Linked DNA regions of Homo sapiens: region 2 is linked to region 1. Evidence: chromatin loops called from intact Hi-C (ENCODE). Cell type or tissue: MCF 10A. All regions are shown on one strand. Each heading gives the region's core, and the rest is flanking DNA. Links, peaks and the distances in the headings are about the cores only.

What was found. Peaks named below come from ENCODE experiments on the same cell type or tissue, not always from the same donor. Only the 100,000 strongest peaks of a DNase experiment are listed, where the experiment ranks them.
Region 2: it touches region 1 in a loop (9-fold over the local background); 3 of 110 quality-filtered maps call a loop at or near these places.

The regions. Positions count from the first base shown.
Region 1 is chr18:4,178,121-4,186,464 of GRCh38, forward strand. The region is part of intron 1 of DLGAP1 (DLG associated protein 1); the gene reads right to left. LOC124904239 (a long non-coding RNA gene) reads left to right here and starts at 3,040. Exons shown (of 2, transcript XR_007066271.1): 1 at 3,040-3,496; 2 at 4,037-8,344. RefSeq lists an enhancer at 4,109-4,403. In MCF 10A, for the core only: a CTCF peak has its summit at 4,283 (motif pointing right); no DNase peak of the experiment used is centred there.
Region 2 is chr18:5,018,404-5,026,747 of GRCh38, forward strand. No RefSeq gene overlaps it. Among named protein-coding and RNA genes, the nearest start is that of LINC01892, 59 kb to the right of the region's middle. In MCF 10A, for the core only: a CTCF peak has its summit at 5,108 (motif pointing left); no DNase peak of the experiment used is centred there.

The sequences.
Region 1 (8,344 bases), core at 77-8,076:
TGAGATTCAGACTATCCCACTATAGGGTCTTACTCTCTCTTCCTTATCTCTACCTGTAGAAATCCTACGGGTCCTGGAATAAACACACACACACACACACACACACACACACACACACACACACACACACACACATTAGAGATAGGGGTCTCCATATGTTGCCCAAGCTGAACTCAAACTTCTCAGCCTAAGGGATCCTCCTGCCTCGGCCTCCCTAGATGGAACTATAAGCACACACCACTATATATTTTTTTTTATCTCTGCTTACTTGATTCTAAAACATGTTTTAGAACACATCATAGTTTGTTTTATAATTTTTTGCATACTTTTCTTAGTTTCCAGTATGAATAATCTTAAGGTCAGACACTAAACCTTATTTATCTTTGTGTATCTCATAGTGACTAGTATGGTGCTTCAGAAATAGAATAAGGTGCTCTTTAAATGTCTGTTTAGTATATGGTTCAGTAAATATTTTTTCATACCCATTTCTTTGCATATTAACCAATGACACTCACTAGAGTTTAGAATGATATTATTTTATACTGACTGTAAAGGACATGCTTTTTATAGTCATATTTTATATTATGAAAACATTCCAAGAGCTTTTTCCAAGAATCTTAAAATATACAGAGCTTGATAAATCTCATGTAACTTAAATAATAAATAGTAAGTATATATTAAGGTCAATGTACTTTCATATTACATTTTAGAGTATGAACATATTGTTATAAAGAGTATGCAATATAGAAATGTCTAAACTAATATCTACTGAAAATGATTACATATATGATGCTAGATTATCTTGAAATAGAACATTATTCATAACATTTTTATTTATAATAAACCCACCCATTGCAAGGAAAATTATGTGTTTAGTGTAAAAATCACAGTATGCTAGGAACATGATTCCTATCCTAAAACAATAAAACATTTACATGTTGAGAGCAATTTGTGTAAAGGTAGCTCCTTCGCAGGACAACAAAGCAGAGATTAAAATGCAACTCTGCCCTTTAAGCTTAAGACAAAGAAATACGGTTTTTATTTATTGGATAAGTCTGTACCTCTTTTTTTTGTAACCTTCAAACTGATGAGGATTATGAAACATCAAAATGTCACCACGTGATAAGTGAAAGTCACCATTGTTCATAGGAATCATCTGAGGGTGCCCTGCATTCTGCTAAATGACACCGGCAACTGTAACAGCTGTCAAAAGTAAAGGCCCTAATGATGCTCATAGGCAGAAATGCTCCCTATTCAATAAAATAGAGCTAGTTTCTGCTTACATTTAAGTTCCTAACTTAAGACCATTTCCTTTCAACATTAAAATAGTCATGATGCCTTTTGTTATTATTGTTCTTATTGATTCAGTGCCTATTGAGTACCACGCACTGTGATAAGTGTCTTACATTAATTATAAGACATACTATCATCATTCTATGAGATGAGGAAACTGAGACACAGAGTAACTTATTCAAGGTCACACAGCTGGTTATGAGAAGTATGTTATCCTAGACTCTCACATTTAGGCCCAAATTGTAGCCTCTTAAAGCCTCACACATATCCTATGTGCTTTAGTGTCTCAATAAGTTTATTTGTAATAAAATGAAAAGAAAGCTCTTTCTTCTATTTTAAGTACATGAATCCTAGAATCAAAACTTCTGGCAACTTGAAATCTTCTCCCAGTAACCTCACTCAACACTTATCGAGCCATTAAATCTCGGCTGCGTCCCTTGGGGAAGGCACTTTACCTCTCTGATCTTCAGTGTCTGTATTTTTCAAATTGGGCATAATGGCATGAACTTTATCAGTTGTTTTGGGGTGAGTGAAAGTCATTTATATTGCCCTGGATACATGGTAGTCCTTATAAATAAGTCTTCTATTCTGAGCTAAGGAATTTGGACTTTACTGACAGGCAATGGAAATCCTCAAATAACACAGCAACATGGATCTCCCTCGTGATCTCCCTCTCTTCACAATCATGCGTGCATCAAAGATGAATTTTCTTTGAACACAACTTACACTTTTCATAATACGACTCTCTCCCTTTGTAGTTGAAAGGGCTTATCAGGTTTCCTACTTCACACAGAATGAAACAGAGGTGTTCTTGTTTGGATTGTTCCCCAGCACTCCTGACACTAGTGTTTGGCTTCAGTTACACTCATCCAGCAGAGTCCCACAAAGGAGGGTGACTAACTCATCTGGGTTTGTCTGGGACTTTACTACTTTTACTCAGTCCCAAACAAAATGGGAGAGGTGGCCAGTCACCCCAAAGACATTACACTTTCCCAAAATTCCACACATTTGACATTGCCCTTTGTGTTGCTCTATCAGGAACTGCACATCTTGCAAGGCTTAATTTAGAGCCAATACCATCATCACCTGGGGTAACTGGAGCAGGTGGCACCGATGGGAGAATTATTATTGAGTTTAATAAACTGGGATCTGATGTTGAAGGTTTTTAAAAAGTAGTTTGAAATAAATATTAAATACAAAAAGTTTCAATACTAGTACAAAGAATATGCATACAACTTTCACCCAGGCTCACCTAGTATTAACATTTCACCACTTTGCTCTATCATTTGTGTTCCGTTTCTCACACACATATAATATTCTTTAGATGGGGAAGGTTTACAAAATTTTATCATATGCTCAGAGGTAGGGAAAATCACTTCTAACCAGGAGGAAGTAATGGAGAAACTGGCTTTCAGTAAAGATTTGCTGGGAAGTCAAATGTTCAGAGCTCTGCTTGTGGAAGATGACAACTACAAGGGTGTCCAGTGAAGTCTAGAAAGAAGGCCAGGCTGGAGACAGAGGGATCAGTCAGGAAGCTGCTCAGAGGTCCAGGCACCAAGGACTTCTACTAATGGACAGAGATACTGATGGGTTTGAGCAAAAATAAAATAATATTCTTTTAGTGCCCAAGTTAGATAAGAGTGTCTCACATTTTCTTGACTATTTGACCTAACTTAGTAAGGTGATTTACGTCTAGGATTTTTCACATCTCTTTTATAAAATAGAGTCCTTTGATCACATCCATCTTCTCATCTTGGTTGTTTATAAATGAAATGTTAAAATGAAAGATTATGGGAAGAATTAGACTCCTGTTATTTCATGTGATGAACTCATTTCTTGGCAGAGTTACACTGGATGAGTTAAGATGTAACTGAAAATATGCTTCCCTCCTGAAACTTGGAATCTTGCTTTTAATTATCATTGAAATGTCACCAGAGATACATTTAAACAGTTTTTGATAAGACATGGACTAACAAACCGAATCCAACTGCTACAGGGACATTTTTTAATTTCACAGGTGGTTGAAATATATACTGCGGCAGTATAAAGGAGAAAATGCAGCAGGAGCTACCCGTGATAGGAGTCAATACCTCTGTGAACAAGGAGAAGCACTACTATCTTGGTTGAAAACACTCTTATTCGTAACAAAACCGAAAGCTCCTGTGTCTGATCTTTTAATAGACTTTCAAGGACACATTTTCAAGTAAGTACCACTATATCTGGACGACAATCAACCTTTAATTTCTTTCCTTTATTGTTCCTTTAAGTGTCTTTGGATTTCTTCTTTTTTTTTTAAAGTGTCTGGTATTTTGACATTCTCACTTCTCACATGGGCTGTATTTATGTATGGTACTCATCAACAAACACATCTACAGCTTTCGGTAGATAATGTTTTGTTTGCTCCAAAAAAAGAAATTAGGGGAGCCCTTACTGAGAAAGTAATAGCAGTACTACTAATAAATATGGGAGCTGTTTTCTTCCATTAGAAGAAACACCAGTAGCAACATATGTATTCCAATCTGTAGCACTAAGTGCACTCAATTAAAGAGAAGATGATAGCGATTTGCAGATCCCCCTGCTCCAGCCTATTTTTCAGTTGGCATGGTGGGGACTGGCTAGGGAGACCATACCCATCTTTCCAAAGCAGGAGTCGGGAAAGACTTGCTGGTAGCTTGAAGCTAGCCGTGGAAAAAGTGCATGCACTGCAGAAACTGGCAAATATTACCAACCTTTTTTCTGACAGCAGGTATGGGAAACCAGAATACGCTACACCCAAATGTGCCTCTTTGGCAGAAGTCTGATTGGGCTGAAGGAATTAAGAACAAGCAGAAGCAGGAAGGCTCTTTGCCCTCTCTCTATTTGCCTAAAATTGGGATGTAAATTTACAAAGACAAAAGCTATTTCACCTCCCCTCTCTGAAAGAACAAAGGTTAACCACTGAAGAGAGTTTTTCACCCTTACGGGCCGGAAGATGGCACCAGAGGAAACTACGTTAGCAAGCTTTGCAAACCAGCCTTTCTCTGCCAGTTATTTTCCTTCCCCCACCTTGTGGCCCCTAGAGATACAAAGTCTTTTTATTTTTTATTTTTTTTGTCTTGTCACTTCTCTAAGCATTGACTGTTCTTTGTAGAAGATCCCACATAAGTTGGAATTCAAGCCACCTCTTTGAAAATTACTCATTCCCTAGGTATCTTCCATGCGTGTATTAAATAAACATATTAATAAACTTCTGTTTGTTTTTCTCTTTTTAAAGTGTCTTTTGCTATGGGGTCCATTCCAACTTAAAACTTATCAGGGTTGAGATAATAATTATTCTTCTTCCCCTACACTGGTTATTAAATGTTGCCACCACACTAGCACCTACAAAGGATAGTTGGGTTTTAGAAATGCTGGACCATGGACAGGTAGAATCAAGTGAAATAATAATGTGCTGCCCTTAATGAAGCTGTTGTCTGTCAATAGTTGATAACACCGAATTCACTTCATAAGGGTAGAGAGGAAGAAAACAATGTTTGCAGGAGATTGTGAACAAGGAAGGAACACATTTCAGATAAGGGTAATCATAGCTGGGCTCCTTAAAATGGCAATTATAAACATGTCCCTATTATTTCAAAGGTAGGCCAATGACTGATGGTTACAGAAACATGAGCTACCAAAACAGACCATCAGAAACCAAAAGAAAAAATATGTGAACAAAACAGCTTTTTAGGAAGAAAATACATTAAATCAAATTCTTGGCATTTTGAATATGCAAGAAAATTAAATATACAAGTCATACTGAAAACTGTCAGTCCTTTTTGTGCATAGCTTGATGACTACCAGGCAAACCATTTTCCCTAATTGAGATTTAAGAAAAATAGACGAGTTTAACTCTAGTGCAAAATAAAATGACTTAACTGACAATGTGAGAGGCTAACTGAAGAAATAAGAAATATTTAGAAAGAAGAGAGATATACCAGGATTTCATAGATTACATGAGAAGAAGCAGACTAAAGGGAACATTTCATTGTATATTATTTCTCTCTATATATGTCTATCAAAAGTAGGCATTTCAAAAAATCAAAAAATTATTTGAAGGTACAAGCCACTTTATTGACAAAATTACCTTTTGCACTATAATTTAACTTTCTTAAACTTTTGACCTTGTTTCTTGACCTTTGTACATTTTCCTTTTCTTTTTTAAATTATGTGGCTCCTTTGAGTCATCCATTTCCTCTTTCCTCTGGAAAGGGAAGAGTCATGGATTCCAACCTTTCTGCTAGAAGCTACGAAGAATTAATTGCCATGTAGGTTTCCTTGGAAGACGTCAGATAATCTTTACCTGGGTTTCATGCACAATCATTTCTTTAACAAGACTGAGCATTAGTCATACCTATAAATTAATTCTCCCTCTTGGTCTAAAACTAACATCTGAAAATACTGTACTTTTCCTTCACATCAAATATGGCCTAAGTAGCCTTTTCATTTTATTTTTCCAGAAAGCTTTCCCAGTAAAAAGACAGACCCGAGGGTATTTTCTCATCTTGTTGCAGAGAGTGATGGTACAGAATGTGCATAATGCCCACGCAGGAAAGTTAATAATATTCTACAAGCAGTCTATTTTTAGATTAATAGAGCCAGTTTACGCAAAGCAAATCTGTACTGCAGAAAGAAGAGCGTTAAATATTTGAAAAAATTCTGGATAAACTTTAAGAAAAAAGGAAACATTTTCTTTTCCTACATTGGGTCTAACATAATTAAATGAATTCAAAGGCTTAGCCACTTTTGCAAAGGCTTAATTGCTTGTATTGATCGTGACCTAAATTTGCTTCTGCACAGTTTATAGAGCTACATTTGGCACTGGAACCAAAACCCCTTGGGACGAAAAGCCATAGCCATCCTGACATTACCAAATGGTAGAATAATTATTTACATTTATTAACATGGAGATAAAGATCATTTTGTTGGTTGACCAGATAACTAGGTCTTTCCTGGCTAATGCTGCATTAAAATACATAGTCTCAACAGTCAAGAATTCTCCTAGTGGGCTTTGGTAGACCATAATTTTAGTTAACTCAGAGAAGAAAAATCCCTCAGTGTAAACACTGGGTCATTATTTTAAATCTATTCAATAAATCGGTATCGTACATAACCCTCACAGACATGCCGATTTCGTTCAATGGTATTTCTAATCACCGATAAGCCTATATAGAGAGTAAACACACTACCCAGGATCCTACTACTTGGATAAAAAGCCAACATCACCCTGCCTTTCCTTCTTTTAAGATAAAAGGGAAATCAATGAGTTTTTATTTTTATTTTTTAGGAGTGCAATCTACTTATTTTGCCATACTAAACTAAAGTTCTGGGATCCCCTGATACTTGTGCAAGTTACCGCATACACATCTCTGATGGATGAAGGAATGTTTCTTCCATTCTAAGCACCCTGCAAAAGCCATTTATATTCTGAGGCCTGAACTATATGCACCTAGTGTCCTGCACTGTCACTCAGAGATTCTTTCTCTTCTTCCAACTACTCCCTGACTCCTTTGATGTTCTATGAACACTTTAATACGTTAGAGATCACTTAATGCAGTTGATTTTAATGATCTGCACACATCCCTGTCTTCCCACTAGACTGGATACTTTCCTAGTTATCTTTTCCTCATTCATCTTTTTATTCCCAGGGCCCTCGACAGTGTCTGTTAAATACTATTTACCTTAATATTTAGTAAATTTGCAAAAGGTGTGAGTGAATGCTCCTTTTTTCTAATATTTTATTTTTAAAATTAGCTTTAATATTAAATACAATAAGACAAGAATAAAATTTGGTTTCTATTTTAAACAAGATTTTCATGAAGTATTTGAGGTTTTTTTTTTTTAACTTTTATTTCAGGTTCAGGGGTCCACGTGCAGGTTTCTTACGTAGGTAAACTTGCGTCATGGGGGTTTGTTGTACAGATTATTTCACCACCCAGGTACCCAATAGTTATTGTTTCTGATCCTCTCTCTCCTCCAACCCTCGACTCCCAAGTAGGCCCCAGTGTCTTTCATTCGCCTCTGTATTTATCCATGTGTTTTCATCGTTTAGCTCCCACTTATAAGTGAGAACATGAGGTATTTCATTTTCTGATCCTGTGTTAGTTTGCTAATGGCCTTTGGCTCCATCCATGTTCCTGTAAAGGACTTGATTTCTTTCTTTTTTATAGCTGCATAGTATTCCATGGTGTACATGTACCACATTTTGGACATTTGATGGACATTTAGGTTGATTTCATTTAGGTTGAATGCCATTGAGGGACATTTAGGTTGATTTCATGTCTTTGCAATTGTGAATAGTGCTGCAATGAACGTTTGCATGCGTGGGTCTTTATGGTAGAACGATTTGTATTCCATTGGGTATACACTAGCAATGGGATTGCTGGAACAAATGGTAGTTCTGTTTTTAGCTCTTTAAGGAATCATCACACTGCTTTTCACAATGATTGAACTAGTTTACACTCCCAGCAACAGTGTATTAGCATTCCCTTTTCTCTGCAACCTCGCCAGCATTTGTTTTTTGACTTTTTAATAATAGCCATTCTGACCAGTGTGAGATAGTATCTCTTTATGGTTTTGATTTGCATTTCTTTAATGATCAGTGATATTGAGTTTTTTTCATCTGCTTATTGGCCTCATGTATGTCCTCTTTTGAAAAGTGTCTGTTCCTGTCACTTGCCCACTTTTTAATGGTGGTGTTTTTTCTTGTAAATTTGTTTAAGTTCCGTATAGATGCTGGATTTTAGACCTTTTTCGGATGCATAGTTTCCAAATATTTTCTCCCATTCTGTAGGTTGTCTGTTTACTCTTTTGACAGTTTCTTTTGCAGTGCAGAAGCTGTTAAGTTTAATTAGATCTCATTTGTCAACTTCTGCTTTTGTTGAGATTGCTTTTAGCATCTTTGTCATCAATCTCTGCTAGTTCCTATATCCAGAATGGTATTGCTAGGTTGTCTTCCATGGTTTTTATAGTTTTGGCTTTTACATTTAAGTCTTTAACCTGTCTTTCATTGATTTTTGTACATGGTGTGAGG
Region 2 (8,344 bases), core at 337-8,336, 840 kb after region 1:
GATTGCTGTAGAACTATAGGTGTCTTCATCATTATTCTCCTATTTGGCATTTTCTATGAACTCCATACAATGTCTTTTTCCCACCAAAGACACCTCTAACGCTGGATCATATTGTGTCTGGAATTGTTTTTTTCTGGTGGGTTCTTGGTCTCGCTGACTTCAAGAATGAAGCTGCGGACCCTCGCGGTATTACAGCTCTTAAAGATGGCGTGTCCGGAGTTTGTTCCTTCAGATGTTCAGATGTGTCCAGAGTTTCTTCCTTCCAGTGGGTTCGTGGTCTTGCAGACTTCAGGAATGAAGCTGCAGACCTTCGCAGTGAGTGTTGCATCTCTCAAAGGTGGCACCGCCAGAGTTGTTTGTTCCTCCCAGTGGGTTCGTGGCCTCGATGACTGAAGCCACAGACCCTCATCTGCAGACCGTTGCAGTGAATGTTACAGCTCTTAAAGATAGTGCAGACCCAGAGTGAGCGACAGCAAGATTTATTGTGAAGAGTGAAAGAACAAAACAACCACAGTGTGGAAGGGGACCCTAGTGGGTTGCCACAGCAGGCTCTATGGCCAAATTTTATTCCCTTATTTGGCCCCACCCACATCCTGCTGATTGGTCCATTTTACAGAGTGCTGATTGGTCCATTTTACAGAGTGCTGATTGGTCCATTTTACAGAGTGCTGACTGGTGCCTTCACAATCCTTTAGCTAGGCACAGAGTGCTGATTGGTGCGTTTTTACAGAGTGCTGATTGGTGCATTTACCATCCTTTAGCTAGCCACAGAGCACTGATTAGTGCGTTTTTACAGAGTGCTGACTGGTGCATTTACAATCCTCTACCTAGACAGAAATGTTCTCCAAGTACCCACTCCACCCAGAAGCTCAGCTGGCTTCACCTCTCAATGTCATCCAAGTAGTAGCATTACTGGTGTTGCAGCCTGGACCTGACACAGACTTCTTTTCTGCTGTAGACATTACTAAAGCAGGAAGCCGTCCTTTTAACTTACTACATGACTTAAAGGTGTATTTCCAAGTATGGAATAATAAGCTACCCCCAGAATGGAAAACAAAAAAAAAAACAAAACAAAAACTCCATCAGGGCCAGGCACAGTGGCTCACGCCCGTAATCCCAGCACTTTGGGAGGCCGAGGAGGGTGGATCACGAGGGCAGGAGATCCAGACCATCCTGGCTAACACGGTGAAACCCTGTCTCTACTAAAAATACAAAAACAAAATTAGCAGGGCGTGGTGGTGGGTGCCTGTAGTCCCAGCTACTCGGGAGGCTGAGGTGGGAGAATAGCGTGAACCCGGGAGGCAGAGTTTGCAGTGAGCCGAGATCGTGCCACTGCACGCCAGCCTGGGCGACAGAGGGAAACACCGTCTCAAAACAAACAAAAACTCCATCGGTCCATTTTAGTGGTGGAAAGTACAAAATGCAATAATTTGTCTTTTATTCTGTAAGAGTATTTCTTGCTATGCTTCAGACCACTGGACTCCTAACAACTTCAGTGATGTATTGAGCCCCTAAATCTTTATTAGGCTTATTCCCCACTCTATGGAAAGTATGTACATATAATTAAGAAAAGGAAGAAAAATAAAAATAAAAAGCCTGATGAAATAAGTTATATGATCACTTTTCTTCTATGTCCATATGATATTCCAGAATTAATACATGAATAAATGAATGAAGGAATCACTGCTTCTTATTTATCTGTGCCTGAAGAAAACTTAACTGATCAACCATCCTACACTGCTTCATAAAAATGAATTTCTTAAAAAACCAATCAGGACTAATTTAGCAAATCCAAATGTATAAGGTGCTAGAAAATTTTGCTGTTTAATTTTTCAATATACACCACTCTTCTAAACCTCAAGTATGTAATTAGAAAACCAACTCCTGGTTAATTTGGATATGCCAAATCAACATAAGGAGAGAAATCACTGTGCAATTATATTAAAATACAGATTAAAACATTCGGAATGAATCCATCTTTCTGTTATTATTGTTTTCAACATCTTTTAGAGCAGGCTCTGCTAATAGTCCTTGCTTTTTGTCTTCCTTTCTTTTACCTTCAGATTGAAAGTATGTTCTTTTTGTGAAAATTATTTGATGTTCAGAAGAATCAAAACACCTTGTGATGTGACTTTGAAACCCTCTTGAGATCCTCTATGCCACTTTAAGGCAATTCTTCCCATCAACAGGCATTTGAAATCTCTTCCATGCAAATTATTATTTTTCTTAGTTCACAAATCCAACCTGCAAGTTTAAAAATGGGTTGCACATGTGAAAAATTCCAAGTAAAATCCCCTGATAGAAAGTAATGTGATCAAATAGAAAGACTGAAGATTCTAGTCATTTTTGATACCCTCATAGACCATGATCTGGAGCAGCATAGTTAACTCTTTGACTACTTTATTGTACGAAGAAAAGAGAAATAATTACTTGAATCTACCAACTTGGCATGATAAATAAGATTGTCAGAAGAAATGTTTGTCAAATGCATAACTCAAAAGATGTCCTAAAAATTCATAATTTCTAGTGTTCTTTTTGTCAAGCCAAGCATGATAGTATCATAGCATCATTTATTTGCTCATGTAACTACTAAGGATCATAGTATCATTTATTTGCTCATGTAACTACTAAGGGCTTTAGTGGCATGCAGCTCCAAGCTAATTACCAATAATTTTCATGGATTTGTTTTTTTCCCTCAGAAATCCAGCCTGGGTATGATGAAGAAGGAGGAGATGTTTTTTGCTCAACCTAAATGTTGAGCTTCTATTCATAGTCTAGTCTAAATGTTGTGCTTCTAGCAAAAAACATCACCAGGTCGCTTCTCAACAGTATATTCCTACTACTGTCTCCCTTACCAAATTCCACCAATTAAGATTAATTTGGGTGAAAACCTCCACTTTGAGGGTATTAAGTATAGGCTCTATTCACTCATTAATGTTAAAAAGCACTACGCTAATTCAAGCTCAATACTTGGGAGTTTTTATTGATGTGAAAAGAAGTAGGAAAATTCATCATGGAGAATAAATTACTTCAAGAGGGATGAGTAGACCAGAATGGTGTTGAAAGATTTGAGCACCCGGAAGACACTGAGTGCTTAGAGGATGTGGTGGGGTATGGAAATGGAAGGGAAAAAAGAGAAGACTGGCTTGCCAATTAAGTGCCCCCATATTCATTTTTAGGCAATCTCACTGGGGGTTTATCTTACCAACCTTGTTAGAGTAGGTAGACAGACAAACATGAGCAGGAAAGGCAGTCTCAGAGGAAGCAAGCTCTGGAAACCTTGCCCCACTAGCAATCAGAAGAAAACAATGTCCACATCTGAACTTGGGGTTAAGCTCATCCAGCCCTAGCAGGAAATGACTTCAGTAGGGACTTTTCCCAGTAGCAAGCATGTGCACTTTGATTTGGCTCACCCTAAAAGTAACCTTTTGCTCATTAAAATAGTAAAAAACACACCCCTGGGTGAAGATTTAAAATGCTAATGAGACAACTGACATATGTACTGGCATGTACAGCCACAGCACAAGCACATCTCAGGGACCACTCAAAACATGCTTGCTAGTAACATCCCTTCATGCCCCTTTCATGAATAATCATGTAAAACTCCCATAAGGGAGCTTCCACAGTGATAATTTGGGCTGTCTTATTCTCAAGCAGCCCACTCTGACCCAGATTTCAGGGGGTCCTGTCATTTTAAATAAACTTTACTAATGCTTAACTATCACTGCATGTCTCTTGGTTGAGTTCTTTCCTCTCAGAAGATAAGAACCTAGGACCCCACACTTCCGGGTCACAATTTCTGATTGGAGTAATTCGAATTTGCGTAAAAAACAGCAATATTCTGCTTGCCATAATTAATTCTATCCCCCCAGTCCCATGCAGTCTAATTCCAATCCTGTAGTATTCTTTCAGTTCCTTCCTACTCGCGATAAAAACGAGAAAGGAGAAAATAGAGAAAAGAAAGACAAAAGCTGGTGCCAGTTGCCTGCTGACAAAGGAAAAGTCAGATTCCTGCCTTTGAGATCCACTATTTCTTGCTCTATTCCATGAAGAATTCTCCTACTCAAGTCAGCAGCTTGAAACTATTCTCCATAAATGAGTTGGATCTCCAGGATCTACATAATTCAGAATAAAGTCACTTATTCTTTTTCAGGTATGGAGAGCTCATTATAAAGTAAAATCAATCTTATACAGAAAAACAGAATGGCCACTGACAGAGGATGATAAAAGATGAGTGAGGTTGCAAGGTCAGTGCCTCTGTTTGTCACTTAGGGTCCGGGTAGCAGACAGAAACCACACAGTAATCTGAGCAAGAAAAGTTTAACGTAGAATTATTAGCATGGAATTGGAATAATGGAAAATTGGCTAGTGAGAGTTAAAGAGGATTCTTAAGAACACAACAGCAACAGATATAAGGGAAAACCAATGTCCTTAAGACTAGGGAACTCACAGAAGGGCTCCTCCAAGCCTGAAATGCATACCTCTCTGAATACTGGGAAGTCCTTAAGGACCTCACCAGTGGTTCTTGCTGAAAATCTGCCCTCTAAGGTGCCAAGAGGTTCTGTTGGCCACTGAACACTTCTGGAATCATGCCCTTAGGAGCCCAGTGCAAGAAAAATCCCTTACTCTGGTAACTCCTCAGGAAGCCAGAGCTGGAGAAAGCTGTGCTATTGCAAAATTTATGTACCCTGAAGGATCCCAGGGTTAGAGAAAACTACGCTGCTACGACAGCTGATCTCTGGAGAAAGCATCTGCAGGAGACCAGCACTAGAGAAACTGCACAGAGGTTAAGGCTGGCAGGTGAATGTACGAAGGGTGTGTCAGGGAGTGAAAAGCCCAGTCACCAGCAAGGCATCATTGGGAGGTCTTGGGTGCATGGTGTTCATGTAAGGTGGTCACCAGGCTAGAGTCAAGTTGGGACTTTTCAAAATGATTGTGCAGTCTGGACACACAGCAAGAGTAGAGCATCACTGAATGCACCCCCATCCCAGTATATACACACATACTGCTGATAAATCCATGGAAAAGCAGCACACCACCAGCCGCAGCAGCAGCTGTGGAACTAGGAAGCTCTCTCTTTCTCCAATCTCCCTCCAGCTCCCTCTACTGGCAAAGCTTGATATTGTACTTGCTGCAAAGAAATGCTTCATTACAGTGGAGAAGGTAATTGAAGGGTGAATGTGGAGCAGAAGCCATAAATTGGCAACTGTCATATGGCTAGTAAAGTATCATAAATTTCGGCCATGCGAGGTGGCTCACGCCTGTAATCCCAGCACTTTGGGAGGCAGAGGCGGGTGGATTACCTGAGGTCAGGAGTTCGAGACCAGTCTGGCCAACATGGTGAAACCCCATCTCGGCTAAAAATACAAAAATTAGCCAGGCATGGTGGCACACGCCTGTAATCCCAGCTACTTGGGAGGCTGAGGCAGGAGAATTGCTTGAGCCTGGGATACAGAGGTTGCAGTGAGCTGAGATCCTGCCACTGCACTCCAGCCTGGCTGACAGAGTAAGACTCTGTCTCAAAAAAAAAAAAAAAATCATAAATTTCAATCAATGCATAAATAATAAATAAATCACAGAGTCCTGAGCTGACTTGGAAATCCCAAATTAAAATATAATGTTGCATAGGTAGTAACTAATATTAGCTTCAGTTTCATTACTTGCAAAATATGTGTTACTCACCTCAATTCACCAATTTAATTTAGCGAATAAAAATGGAAATATTAAAACCTCTCATCGTTGGTCACTATCCCCAAAAGCTTTCTTTCTCAGCTATTCAATCCTTATAGTCTAAAGACTGAAGCATTTGATTCTTCTCACTCTGTAACTCTCTTACTCTTTGCATTCAAGGAATCACCATAATTATCTTAATTTCTGCTGCCAAAAATTTAAAACCTTTGAATCTAACATCATGAATTTTATCACCTGGTGCCTGTTTCTTTCTATTGTTACTACTCTAATACATTGTATAATATTGTCACAGTTTAATCTACCTAAAACACTTCTTGTTACATCAAGTTTTATTTTAAAAAATAAGTAACCATCTTATGTTTGATCAAATTAAACTTTCTTAGACTTGCATAAAATGTCCCACATTCAGCTGCCTCAAATGACTTTTTTCAAGCTATTCTGTTAGACAGCCTTTTGGGTTTGTATGCCCAAGAGGCATCTGTCTATAGGGCAGTGCTTTTTTTACTCCTCCTGGCATTGCCACCTTGTCTCCTAAAGCAAGAAACTGATGCCTCCCCACTCGCCACCATCCAAGAAAAGAATAGTCTCTATCAACTGTCTCATTTATCTTTTTGGTGCTGTTTTTTAAAAGGGCCTGAAGACACTTGGTTCAGTACCTTCTAGTTGCTCTTTTGTGGAAAGTGTGCCCTCAGGATGCATACATTCTCTGCTCCTCCAGGCAGTAAGTTTATAGAGGGGTAAAATATCTTTTCTGGTGGGTATATTAATGTACCAAGCAGAAAAGCAGTAAAATGAAGTACATTTGGCTGTAGATCTAAATCATATTCTCCAATCCAGCTTTCATGAAATTGAAATTTGGTTTCCATCTGTTTTACTCACATGTTTTATGTTTCATATGATTCCACACTCTGCAGGAAAAGAATAGTGTAACTTAATTTTCTCCCTAAGCCCCAACCCTGTGCATGCCATGGGACGATGGTAACTTAGAGCTCACACTGGGTCATAAGTGAAAACACGGGTGCCTGAGAGGTTAAAGGGAATAGTTCAATTTAAAGAATGACTTAGTAGTTCAGATTTCAGAAGTCTTAATGTGATGCTATTGGTAGTAAACCATGGCTCTTTCTACTGGGGAGTCATTGGAGTCCCTCTGAGAATCCAGTGAAAACAAAGAAAAATCTCTTCTGAAAAATTCATGGTATTACATTAACACATATATTTGAACAATTTCAGGAGATTCACAGACTTCCTAAACCCTAAAAACTGACCCTCACCTATTTCATGGATGCTAGGGTAAGGACTTCAAAGTCACTCTTATTATGTTTATTCCTTTTTAATTTAAACTTATATTATTCCTCCTCCTCTGATTTTATCTTCCTGCAGATTTCATTTTCTTCCCTATAACGTCCACTGGTTTGGGTTATTTTATCTAAAATTTAAAATTATTTATTAATATATTTCTTGCTTCTCAGGTCCATGTTCTAAGTTTATATGGTATTTATCCATAGAAATAACTAATATCCATGCCATGACAGCATGATACAGCTATTACAATATGCACAAAATATTACCTCTGAACATGGACTCCTGAAACTAGCATTTGATGTGGTTGAGCTGAGTTGAATGTCGAAAGTGGAAATGATGCCTTTAAAGCACATACAAATGCAATCAGATATAAATATGAGTAGGTATAATAAATTTGGAGCACTTAGGCTTGGTCAGTATTATCAATATGCCTAAAATAGAACTGTTGAGGGTTTTAGGTTGAATTCACACATAAAATTGATTAATAGGGAACAGTTGGCATAATTCTAATATTCATTGACTTTCAGATTATGCCAATTTTTGTATGGAATTAAACATGCAAATTAAAATTGTTCATATTATGCAACATGAACATAATAGCATCTGTAGTCCTTTTCATATAACAGCCTTTTAAATGTGAGTTTCATCCGAAGACCTAGGGGATAAGAGATAACACCTTCCAAAGGAAGTGCTAGACCACATGCAGCCTTCATCAAGGAGACCTCTGAAAACAGTTGACAAGCCTCATACCCCACCCACATTAATTTTTTTTTTTAATCAGATGTTGGGTGTTGAAATATTTTGTTTTTTTGTTTTTGTGGGGCTTTTTTTGTTTTTTCTGAGATAGAGGACCTTTGGAAAGATTCTTCCCCTGAAGTTTTTTTTGTGTGAGAACCTCAGTAGTGTTCGGTGGTGTGCTGGTAAATGCTAACAATCGGCTCTCTGGGAAAGAAGAAAACAGCCTGGGTTTGTTGTGTTTGCCGATTTCCATGGTGTAAATAGTCCCACCATGGCTTGTTTCAGGCTACCAATGTGAAGTTCCTGAGTGCATAATTGAAAAGAGGTGTGTAGGTTCTCACCCCGTGTTTCCACCTTACAGGCAAAGGAGTAAATTAGCTCAAGGACATAGATAGTAGTAAATAGAGTAAAATCATTAGGAAGCCATGATTTTTTTTAGCATTTATTGCCTTTGTTTTTAATATTTAATTATACGTTTATATAGCTTGATTTTAATGATGGCTGTGGTTAGCAACTAGTGTAAAATTTCTGAAATTTTGACAACAAACTCTGTGAGTCAATTTTGGCCAGCTCTAGCACGCCCCTGAATTAAGAGGTGTTGCTCCTCCTGCTG